Regions from separate parts of the Homo sapiens genome. Here regions 1 and 2 are each linked to region 3. A link is a contact called in ENCODE Hi-C or POLR2A ChIA-PET data. All regions are on one chromosome and are shown on one strand. The core of a region is the stretch at or near the end of the contact, and the rest is flanking DNA. Distances in the headings are between cores, read along the strand shown. Region 1 overlaps BMPR1A (bone morphogenetic protein receptor type 1A). Region 2 overlaps FAM25A (family with sequence similarity 25 member A). Region 3 overlaps MMRN2 (multimerin 2).

Region 1 (3,619 bases), core at 163-2,662, 72 kb before region 3:
CCTTGGGCACTCTCTAATTGGATGTCCTGGGTCTCCCAATTCTGTCCTTTAATACCCATTTTTCTACTTCTTTTATTGGGACCTTGTAGTTTCTCAATTCATCCAAAACCGTATCCAGGCCATCACCAGTCATTCTATACGACAAATGTTTCTTCTAACAATCCCACAATATCACCCCTTACCACAAGATCTCCCTTCAGCTTAATCTCTCCCACTCTAGGTTCCCACGCCGCCCCTAATCCCGCTTGAAGCAGCCCTGAGAAACACCGCCCATTCTCTCTCCATACCACCCCCCAAAAATTTTCGCCGCCCCAACACTTCAACACTATTTTGTTTTATTTTTCCTATTAATATAAGAAGGCGGGAATGTCAGGCCTCTGAGCCCAAGCCGAGCCATCGTATCCCCTGTGACTTGCACATATACGCCCAGATGGCCTGAAGTAACTGAAGAATCACAAAAGAATGAATATGCCCTGCCCCACCTTAACTGATGACATTCCACCACAAAAGAAGTGTAAATGGCCGGTCCATGCCTTAACTGATGACATTCCACCACAAAAGAAGTGAAAATGGCCAGTCCTTGCCTTAACTGATGATATTCCACCACAAAAGAAGTGAAAATGGCCAGTCCTTGCCTTAAGTGATGACATTACCTTGTGAAAGTCCTTTTCCTGGCTCATCCTGGCTCAAAAAGCTCCCCCACTGAGCACCTTGCGACCCCCACTCTGCCCGCCAGAGAACAACTCCTCTTTGACTGTAATTTTCCTTTATCTACCCAAATCCTATAAAACGGCCCCACCCTCATCTCCCTTCGCTGACTCTCTTTTAGGACTCAGCCCGCCTGCACCCAGGTGATTAAAAGCTTTTATTGCTCACACAAAGCCTGTTTAGTGGTCTCTTCACACAGACGCACATGAAACTAGGCAAGAATCAGTGTTTCTCTACAAATTGAGTTGACAAAAAGAAATTATCTTCCCCTGCCCCCACAAAAAAAGAACCAGTATTTCTCAACAAGGAGAGTACTGTTAGCATTTGGTTCTTTATTTTGAAGGATTGTCCCTGCACATTGCATTTTCTATCCTGGTCCCTGGTCAAACTGTATGTCCTGTCATATCCCAGACATTATTCCAACCAAAAAGTCACCTACATATTTTTAGATCCTCTTAGGAGGGGGTGGTAACCCAGCCACTGCTGATGCCTGAGGGGAGTGCAAAGCTGGGTTTTTGAGGAGCTGGGACTGAGATCCTGAGTAGTAGGCACCACTGGGCCTAAAAGGATTCCATGGGGTTGGTTCTGGGAGTGTGGAAGGAAGCAGAGAGTGTAGATTGCTGCTGCCAATTGAATGCCAGTGGCATTCAGGCAACTGACAGGAACAGCGAACCAAATTGGGAAAAAGAAAGTCCCTTCTCCCCTCTTCCAGCTTTCTCTAGTTCCCCAGTTGGCAGAGCCTCTCCAGGAACCAGCTGGTGAAGGACATATTGTCAGCAGCATCCCAGCTCCAGCATCAGAAAGCAGAATCTATAGATAGAAGAGGGAGCTTTTTTTTTTTTTTTTTGGCTGAAAAGCGATAGTGTAAAAAGGGACACAGTACTTTCTGTTTTTTAATCTCATTACTTTCCTGCCAGCGCCTTAACATGCAGTAACAAGTGGAATTTGGGCTTTGTCAGCAGCAAACCTGCCACTTACTGGTTGTGTTAAGTTGGGCAAGTTTCTTTCTTTTTTTTTTTTTTTTTTTTTTTTTTTGAGATGGAGTCTCGCACTGTCACCTGAGCTGGAGTGCAGTGGTGTGATCTTGGCTCACTGCAATTTCTACCTCCTGGGTTCAAGTGATTCTTCTGCCTCAGCCTCCTGAGTAGCTGGGTTTGCAGGTGCCTGCCACCACGCCTGGCTAATTTTTTGTATTTTTAGTAGAGACAGGGTTTTACTATGTTGGCCAGGCTGGTCTCGAACGCCTGACCTCGTGAGCCACCATGCCCGGCCAACTCAGGCAAGTTTCTTTGCGCTTCATTTTTTTTTTTTTCAGAGTTATGAAGATGAAAAAAGATCTTACAGGGTTCAGTAAAAAATAACTTCCAGTTTCCTGTTTAACATATGTGCTCATGGTATACCCGACAAAACACTGCACTTTGGATTAGAAAACCTGGGTGTTAGTTTGTCATATATACTAGCTACATGGAATTCAGCAAGTTATTTATCTCCTTGAACCTATCTTTTCTCTGTAAGTAGGAATGATTTTACTTACTGTAAGGATCACAGAGATGGGATAATGCACGTAAAACTAATTTGTAAGTTATAAAAATGACAGTGACAATGGGATGCTAAGCAGGTACCATTAAATACCACCACATATCTGAGTTTCTCTGATTTAATCTGCACAAAATACCTAGATCATCTGTTTTAGGCTAGACTCTGAACTCTTTACCACCACATTAAACTGTTTTTTTCTCTATTCAATTTACCAGTAAAGGTTGAGCATCCCTAATCCAAAAATCTGAAATCTGAAATGCTGTAAAACCTGAAGTTTTTGAGTGTTGACATGACGCTCAAAGGAAATGCTCATTAGGTGTTTTGGATTTGAGTTGCTGAACCAGTAAGTATAGATAGTGCAAATATTACAAATTTAAAAATCCAAAATCCAAAACACTTCTGGTCCCAAGCATTTCTAATAAGGAGTAGTCAACTTGTACCCATTGTATGCCTATGGGGTGACCAGACCCTCTCCCTTTCCAGACAGTTCTGCAATAACTGATTCACTTCGCCTGTTTTTGGTCATTTCTGCGTGTTCTAGAGGAGAAACAGAAGAGTGACACCTAGGTCTCTTAAATAGACAGCTGACAGACATTACGAATCTCTTCGAAGTACAGATATGCCAAAGATTGCTGTGTAGTACAATCTAGTTGTAATTGTGAGACTTTTGTTGTTGTTGTTGAATACAGTTAAACAAAAAAGCTTTGGAGAAACTAGGTTAGGGAATTTGTAGTACAAGGTTGAATGATGTTTTGAAAACAGATTATCTATTTGAAAAATGTTTCAGAAACCTGGAAGCATTTCTTCTGCATCTAATGTTGAGGTCCTGGTGAAGGGTATAAAACACACAGCATCAACTATATATAATGCTATACTAGATTGTCTTGATTCTGTGGTCCTGGAAGAGTTTATACTTGTGTTGGGGAAACTATCTTGGCATAGAAGGAAAGTGAAGGTTTTGAGTGGGGCAGGGACAGTTGAGCAGAAATACAAAGGTTAAATGTGGGCTTGTTTTGATTGTTAATTAATAATTGAGCATGGGGGAAAGGTAGAGTTGGAAAGTAATTTCAGGGGTGGCGATGAAATTGGTAACTTCAAAGTGGTGGAGACATGACAGTGGAAGTTTTATACAGTGGAACTTCCCCATCCCTGTTTTAGGTCTTCACTTAGTTGCATGGTTGGCTCTCTTTGCTCCTGGCCCACGGGCATTATTGTAAAACTTTCTAAAACACCCTGTTATGAATGTCTTACCCATAGCAAGATCTGACAGCGTGGACACCAAGGCAGGCATTTCGGTAAGATTTCTGTGTATTACCTCAGATACACTCAGACAACTCTTTAAGCAAGTTATTTTCTTCAGGGTTTATGTTTA
Region 2 (3,898 bases), core at 698-3,197, 87 kb after region 3:
CCACCTGAGGTCAGGAGTTCAAGACCAGCCTGACCAATATGGTGAAACCCCGTTGCTACTAAAAATACGAAAACCAGCTGGGCGTGGTGGCACATGCCTGTAATCCCAGCTACTTAGGAGTCTGAGGCAGGATACTCCCTTGAACCTGGGAGGCGGAGGTTGCAGTGAGCTGAGATTGCACCACTGCACCCCAGCCTTGGTGACAGAGCAAGACTCTGTCTCAAAAACAAAAACAAACCATAAACTGGGCGACTTAGAAACAACAGAAATTTCTCACACTCCTGGAGGATGGGAAGTCCAAGATCAAGGAAGGCACTGGCAGATTTGGCATCTGGTGAGGGAGTCTTTCTGGTTCGTGGATGGGCCCAGCTCTGTCCTCACATGGTGGAAGGAGCTAGCTCTCTGTGGTCTCTTTTATGTGGGTGCTAATTTCAACCTCCCAAAGGCCCCACCTCTTAATATCATTACATTAAGACTGAGGATTTCAACGTATGAGTTTTGAGGGGGAAGACATCATAAACATTTAGACATAGTAATAACATAAAAGACTTTGGCCTAATCTTGGAGAGGGGAGAATCTTTAGAACCATGACAAAAAAATCAGCGCCATAAAGGAAATATTAAGTAAATTTGACAATCCAAAACTGAAATTTTCTATAGCCAAAAAAAAAAAAACTATAAACCAAGCCAAAAGAAAAATTACACACTGATGAAAAATATTTGTCATAAAAATGATAATCCAATATAACAACCCAATATAAAAATGGTCAAAAGACATAAGCAGGCATTTTCCAGAAAAAAGGATAAGCAGGCAATGTACCCATGAGTAGATGCTCAGTCTCACTCACAGTTGAAGAAATGCAAGTTGTTGGGGAAATTAAAACCAAATTCAAATTCATTCTGCAGTAATCCTGCTGCCCTTGGTCCCATCGGGCCACTCCAGAGACTAATCCATTAAGATGGCCACATCCCACAGGCCACTCAAGGGGACACAAGTTCAGCGGGTGGATCACTAGGACATTCTTCCTCTTTCTTTCCAACAGCCATTGCTGAAGCCATAAAGAAAGCCCAAGAGTCAGGGGACAAAAAGATGAAGGAAATCACTGAGACAGTGACCAACACAGTCACAAATGCCATCACCCATGCAGCAGAGAGTCTGGACAAACTTGGACAGTGAGTGCACCTGCTACCACGGCCCTTCCCCAGTCTCAATAAAAAGCCATGACATGTGTACATTGAGCGCTGGATTTATACCCATTTGGATGGAAACACTAGGCAAAGTATTTTCTTGTTGATATAACATATTTTACATATTTATGGAGTACATTTAAGTATTTATTACATGCACAGAATAGTGATCAATCAGGGTGTTTGGGGTGTCTATCACCTTGAATATTTGGTATTACTATGTGTTGGGTACATTTCAAGTCCCTTCTTCTAGCTACTTTGTTTTTTTGTTTTTGTTTTTGTTTTTGTTTTGAGACAGAGTCTTGCTCTGTCGCCCAGGCTGGAGGGCAATGGTGTGATCTCGGCTCACTGCAACCTCTGCCTCCCAGGTTCAAGCAATTCTCCTGCCTCAGCCTCCCGAGTAGCTTGGACTACAAGCGCAGGCCACCACGTCCGGCTAATTTTTATTATTTTTATTTTTTTATTTTTTTAATTTTTAGTAGAGATGGGGTTTCACCATGTTAGCCAGGCTGGTCTCGAACTCCTGACCTCAGGTGATCTGCCTGCCTGGGCCTCCCAAAATGCCCAGGGATTATAGGCATGAGATACTGTACCTAGCCTTCTAGCTACTTTGAAATATACAATACATTGCTGCTAACTATAGTCACCCTAGGTGAAGTATTTTTCAACAGAAACACTTTGCATGTCCCCCGTGTCTCCTCTGTTGAGGTGGACACTGGCACTGGGGCCCCTGCTGCTGGCTGGATAGGTCCTCATGATGAATCAGATGCTTCTCTGTCATGCTAAGTAAGATCTTTCATGTCAGGAAGGGGCTCTTCTGGAAGAATAGTTAGTGTCTGTGCTACATTTCCTAAAAAACTGTTTCCCCGGAAACTATATGTAACTTTCAGGTGCCTCAGTGCTTCAAGACATGCTAAGGGAGGACCCTCATTTGTCTTGCATGTTTTTGGGATTTTTCTTGAGATGTTTTTGCAGGACTCAGGGCAGATAACAGACCAGCTTGATGAAGAATTTAGCAAGGAAGGCCCCCACTGAGCTGCTTCCTGTTCTCGCAGAGATCAGATAAGCATTTCTGCTGGAGAGTTACAGAATCTGGTCAAGGAGAGACTGAGTCACTGCTCAGTCATCCTAGAAGCTGCTGTTGATTTTTTTTTTTTTAAGACGGAGTTTCACTCTGTTGCCCAGGCAGAAGTGCAGTGGCACGGTCTTGGCTCACTGCAACCTCTGCCTACTGGGTTCAAACAATTCTCCTGCCTCAGCCTCCCCAGTAGCTGGGACTACAGGTGCCCGCCACCACTCCTGGCTAATTTTTTGTATTTTTAGTAGAGACGGGGTTTCACCATGTTAGCCAGGATGGTCTCGATCTCCTGACCTCATGATCCACCTGTCTTGGCTTCCCAAAGTGCTGGGATTACAGGCGTGAGCAACCGTGCCCAGCCCAGAATATTTAGCGACTGATGTCAGGCCTAAGTGTTGATAGTGGGTATTAGTGGGCAAGATGCCTGGCCTTCTCTCTTTCTTCTCATGAGCAAGTCAGTATCATAGAGGTTAAACATATCTTTAAGTAGCATTTAACTTAACATTTTTTTAATTAAAAAAAAGAGAAGTAATTTGTAAAAATATTGCATCCCCTATTTCTCTTGCTGGAAGCTATTTGTTCTTAGCAGAAATGAGAAGAAAAGGTGTTTTGCTTAAAAAATAAGTGAGCTGCTCACCCTTTTTCTGGATCTCATCTAGAAGTGGCCTCACAGTTTGTGAACAGCCCAGGAATAGCCAATGTCTTAGCTTTGGAATGTTTGCCACTTTCCAGCTACAGTGGACCTTGTATCCTGGTTTGGTTCCTGATGACTTTCAAATTCTCCTGATCCAAACGCAAGCTCAGAGGCATCAGCACATTGTTGGTGGCAGTACAGACTGAAACACCCTTTTTGGATGGCGGTTCCTCTCACAGGACTTTATTCGCCAGGTGTGCACAGGCACACACAGGTGCCCAAAGGATAAACACACAGATCTACTGTAGCATATTTGTATTACTGAGAGATTAGAAACATCCTAAAATGTTAACCAAATCACTTGGATGAAAAGTTTTGCTCTGCTTATTAGGTTTGGCATACAATATGGAGGTGACATCTATTACTTCCAGTGTATTATAGAGTTTAGCTTGAAAAATGAGACCTGTACCTAGATGGGCACCAAAAGGGACTGGTTAACAAATATTGCATATACAGGGGTATGGGGCGGCTCCAGGGCCAGGGATGGGACGGCCGCAGTTGCGGCAGCTCCAGGACGAGCAAGTGGATCCCGGGAAGCGCTGTGAGCTCCCGAGCCAGCCGGGAGGACGCTTACTACAGCTGCTCAGAAGCACCGCTGGAAGCTCAGATGTGAGCGCCCCAGCCAGAAGCCTAGAGGGGTACAGGGAAGCTACCGAGAAGCCCCTCCTGATGCCCCAGGGAGCAAGCCAACTCCTTCCAGGCTCCAGGAACACCACAAAGCAATATGAAACCTGTTCATGAGAGGAGTCAGGAATGCCTTCCACCAAAGAAACGAGACCTCCCCACAACCAGCTGCTCCACTAACCACATACCCTCCAGTGATGCCTCTGAATGGTTCCCAGGGGTTGTGGTGGCCGGGCAGAGCCAGGCAGGAGCCAGAGTCAGCCTGGGGGTGATGGAGCTGTGGCCATCACCGGTCTGACAGTGGACCAGTATGGC
Region 3 (3,937 bases), core at 1,290-3,789:
GTTTAATTGACTCACTGTTCCACATGGCTGGGGAGGCCTCAGGAAACTTACAATCATGGCAGACAGTGAAGAGGAACCAAGGCATCTTCACAAGGTGGCAGGAAGGAGAATGAACACAGGAGGAACTATCAAACTTATAAAATCATCAGATCTCGTGAGAACTATCACAAGAACAGCATGGGGGAACCGCCCCCAAGATCCAATTACCTCCACCTGATCTCTCCCTTGATGTGGGGATTATAGGGATTACAATTCAAGATGATATTTTAGGTGGGGGCACAGCTAAACCATATCCTACAAGGAATGACTGAAACTAAAGATACTAATTTCCTTTCCCTTGGTTGGCCAGGCTGTCGTCTTCATTACTGACTAATAGAGACCAAGCAGGTTGGTTTAATCCCATTGCCCTCTAGTGCTTTCCAATGTTGGCCAAAATGTTGCCTCCATTTTAAACATTCCTCCTGGGGAAGAATGTCTTTCTATCATACGATAAGGGAGAAGAGAAGAGGAAGCAAGAGAAAAGTTTAAAGTGTTGTACAGAAGTTTCCAACCACAGGAGGAGCAAAACACCAAAGAAGTTGTAGAATACAGGGTGTGGTGAAGAGTTGGAGCCCAGGCCGTGCTGTCTGAGAAGGCATGCCAAGCCAAGGTTCAGGCTTCCTAGGACCATGTCCTGCCCGGAGAAGCATTCCAGTCCTTCTCATCATGGAGAAATGGCCAAGCCCCATGTGGTTACAGGGAAGCCACGTACACCACACCATCTTTGCAGAAGGTTTCCAGGGAAGAGACAGACCAACTGAATGACCTCCAGCCCATCCTTGGCCAGAGCCCCAGGCCGAGGAGAGCTGGGCGAGTCCATGATGTCTGATCAGATTGGGGCTGGGGTTCAGGTCTTAAACATCAGGAAGCCCCCAAATGCAGTGCCCGACAGGCTTCTCTTTGTTATTGATCCCTGGGTTAACTCAAACCATACTCGCTCACCCTTCTGCAGCTCAGCCATGGCAAAGACCGTTGCTGTGCTTCCACTCCCCTGCCCAGTGGTACAGACTGGAGTCCGATGGTGACCTCCAAACACCAGCTGCCCGGTGCCTGGCCCTGGGCCAAATTCAACGCTCACTGCAAACAGGTAGACACCACGCTCAGGGGCTCGGAAGTAGCCATGTTCAGGGAAGTAGCTGCTGCCAATGTTGATGTATGTGGTGTTGAACTTCACTGTCTGCAGGGCAGCCGTCCCTTCTGAAAAGCTGGCATAGAAGGCCACAGGGGATCCTGAAACATAACAGGACAGTGCTTAGTGATTCATCCCTTACACCATTGGGTGGGAAATTAAACCCTGAGACCTACCGTCCTCACCTTATTAGCAATGGAAATAGGTCACTATTTCTAGATAACCTAGATATTCCCAACAGCAGTGTTATTGCAGGAGAAAAGCTAGATGGCCAATTCTGTTTTTCACTAATAGAGAGGAAGGAAAATGCAAGTCTGTTGTCTGAGCTGGTGTACATTTTAACAAAATACTTTCATTTTTTTTTTAGACAGGGACTCACTCTGTCTCCCAGGCTGGAGTGCAGCAGTGGTCATGACTCACTGCAGCCCTTTTTTTTTTTTAACGTAGAGATGGAGTCTTACTATGTTGCCCAGGCTGATCTGGAGCTCCTGGGCTCAAGTGATCCTCCAGCCTCAGCTTCCCAAAATGTTGGGCTTGCAGGTGAGCCACCATGCCCAGCCACAAAGCACTTTCTCGTTTGATCCCTTTTCCTTCCAACTTCCTTGAGAGACAGTATCCCTGATTGACAAAACAGGTTGAATCCTTCACCGGCTGCCCAAGGCTACATGGTTTGTAAATGGCAGGCTGGGACAGGAACACGGGTCTCTGACTCCCAGACGACCACCACTTGCTAGGAATCTTGAGATACTCAGGGGAGAGGGAGAAAATATCCATCCTCAAGGTAATAATAATGCTAACACTGGGAAGGTATCTGCAGAGCCATGAAGGCTGGATCCTCCTGGATGTTGAAGACAGAACCTTGGAGAAAGAAGGAAAGAGCAGGTGGAGCCAGGGAAGAGAAGCCCCTTCAAGCTGGTCTTCTTTTTTTTAGTTGATAAAGGGTCTCTTGTTGCCCAGACTGGAGTGCATTGGCGATCATGGCTCACTGCAGCCTCAACTTCCTGGGCTCAAGCAATCCTCCCACCTCAGCCACCTGAGTAGCTGGGTCTACAGGCATACGCCATCATGCCTGGCTAATTTTTTATTTTTTGTAGAGACAGAGTCTTGCTCTGTTGCCCAGGCTGGTCTCAAACTCCTGAGCTCAAGCGGTCCTCCCACCTCAACCCCGCAAAGTGCTGGGATTACAGGTGTGAGCCACTGTTACTGGCCAAGCTGGTCATCTTACATATGGGTAAATTGAGGCCCAGAAAGAAAAAGCTTATTGCTCCAGACCACACAACTAGTAAATTACCAAGCCTCCTGGGAACAGACCTTGAATCTCTAGACTTCTGGTTCTCTGCAGGGACCACTTTGGCCAGCCTTAGGACAGGAACACTGACAGAACACTGGTGCCAGGCCCATGCACGGGCACAGAAGCAGAGGAAGCTGCCATGTGTGGAGGGTGTACAAACAGCCAGGAAGAAGCCAGTCCTGCTGCCTGGACAGCATGGTTGGGCAGCTGGGGACAGGGTCATGAGATGGCACAGGAAAGGTAAGTCCTACTTGGGTCCTGGCTGTGACACTGGCCTTGGCACCAACGAGGTCATGTCCACCATGGGGTTCCTCAACTTGCTCCCTCTGTAGGGGTTTAAAACAAGGTCCCCATTTCTTAGGTGATAAAACCAAAGCCTTCAGAGGAGCAGTTTGCTGAGCAATTACTGACTTGGGTCCCGGAACTCAAGCCTCAGCTCTTTGACTCCCAATCCAGCAAGCCTTTGTGAATAAAAAAATGTTGCTTTTCTCTAGTTCTGGAAGATTTTCTGAGAATTAGACAGCTGAGAATAGCTTTCTCATTTGTGTTCAGATTGTGTCAAATCAGCCGGGCGCAGTGGCTCACGCCTGTAATCCCAGCACTTTGGGAGGCCAAGGCGGGCGGATCACCTGAAGTCGGGAATTCGAGACCAGCGTGACCAACATGGAGAAATCCCATCTCTACTAAAAATACAAAATTAGCCAGGCGTGGTGGGGCATACCTGTAATCCCAGCTACTTGGGAGGCTGAGGCATGAGAATCGCTTGCACCCGGGAGGCGGAGGTTGCCGTGAGCCGAGATCACGCCGTTGCACTCCAGCCTGGGCAACGAGAGTGAAACTCCGTCAAAAAAAAAAAAAAAAAAAAATGCCGGGCGCAATGGCTCACGCCTGTAATCCCAGCACTTTGGAAGGCCGAGGTGGGCGGATCACGAGGTCAGGAGATAGAGACCAGCCTGGCCAACATGGTGAAATCCCGTCTCTACTAAAACTACAAAAATTAGCTGGGCATGGTGGCAGGCGCCTGTAATCCTAGCTACTCGGGAGGCTGAGGCAGGAGAATCGTTTGAACCCGGAAGGCGGAGGTTGCAGTGAGCCGAGATCGTGCCATTGCACTCCACCCTGAGCGAAAGGGCGAGACTCCGTCTCAAAAAAAAAAAAAAAAAAAAAAAAAAAAAAAAGATTGTGCCCAAGTCAGAGGCCGGCGGCTGCCTCTGCAATTCCCCTAACACCCTGCAGGTGGTTCTCTTGCCTAGCCGAAGGAAGGCCGGCCCGCAGCGCCCTCTACCGGTGCTAGGCCCTCGTTCCGGCCGTTCCGTCCGGGCGCCTGCGCAGGGAGTTCCGCCGCAGAGAGAGACCCCCACCCCAACCCAGCCTTGCGCCTGACAGGCCCTAAGATGCGGGAAGGGCTGTGCAAACTCAGAGTGTGCTTCCCTGCAGGGCACACATTCAAGCCCTACAGCCTTCCTACAAACAAATAA

What was found. Hi-C counts contacts between places; a loop is a spot of excess contacts on that map. ChIA-PET counts read pairs that join two places held with the same protein, here RNA polymerase II (POLR2A). Pooled maps may share reads with other maps.
Region 1: POLR2A ChIA-PET joins it to region 3 with 10 read pairs in WTC11. The contact joins two enhancer-like sites. POLR2A ChIA-PET finds 5 or more read pairs at or near these places in 4 of 52 experiments (A549, H1, MCF 10A and 1 more).
Region 2: a pooled map shows a loop between it and region 3 (6-fold over the local background). The contact joins two enhancer-like sites. A Hi-C loop is called at or near these places in 5 of 50 pooled maps. POLR2A ChIA-PET finds 5 or more read pairs at or near these places in 3 of 52 experiments (H1, MCF 10A and activated T-cell).

Annotation. Positions count from the first base shown.
Region 1 is chr10:86,864,684-86,868,302 of GRCh38, forward strand. All of the region lies in intron 2 of BMPR1A (bone morphogenetic protein receptor type 1A), which reads left to right. Among named protein-coding and RNA genes, the nearest start is that of MMRN2, 91 kb to the right of the region's middle. RefSeq lists enhancers at 1-376, 377-1,028, 2,921-3,508. Within about 2 kb of position 1,413, at least 2 of the 41 ENCODE cell types and tissues checked have a DNase peak (open chromatin) inside an H3K27ac peak, as active enhancers do.
Region 2 is chr10:87,023,499-87,027,396 of GRCh38, forward strand. It overlaps FAM25A (family with sequence similarity 25 member A), which reads left to right. Exons shown (of 3, transcript NM_001146157.3): 3 at 1,043-1,232. The coding sequence ends at 1,176. Among named protein-coding and RNA genes, the nearest start is that of FAM25A, 5.2 kb to the left of the region's middle. RefSeq lists enhancers at 1,015-1,867, 1,868-2,718, 2,094-2,388. Within about 2 kb of position 1,948, at least 2 of the 41 ENCODE cell types and tissues checked have a DNase peak (open chromatin) inside an H3K27ac peak, as active enhancers do.
Region 3 is chr10:86,935,857-86,939,793 of GRCh38, forward strand. MMRN2 (multimerin 2) reads right to left here. Exons shown (of 7, transcript NM_024756.3): 7 at 1-1,269. The coding sequence ends at 887. Among named protein-coding and RNA genes, the nearest start is that of MMRN2, 20 kb to the right of the region's middle. RefSeq lists an enhancer at 3,596-3,890. Within about 2 kb of position 2,540, at least 3 of the 41 ENCODE cell types and tissues checked have a DNase peak (open chromatin) inside an H3K27ac peak, as active enhancers do.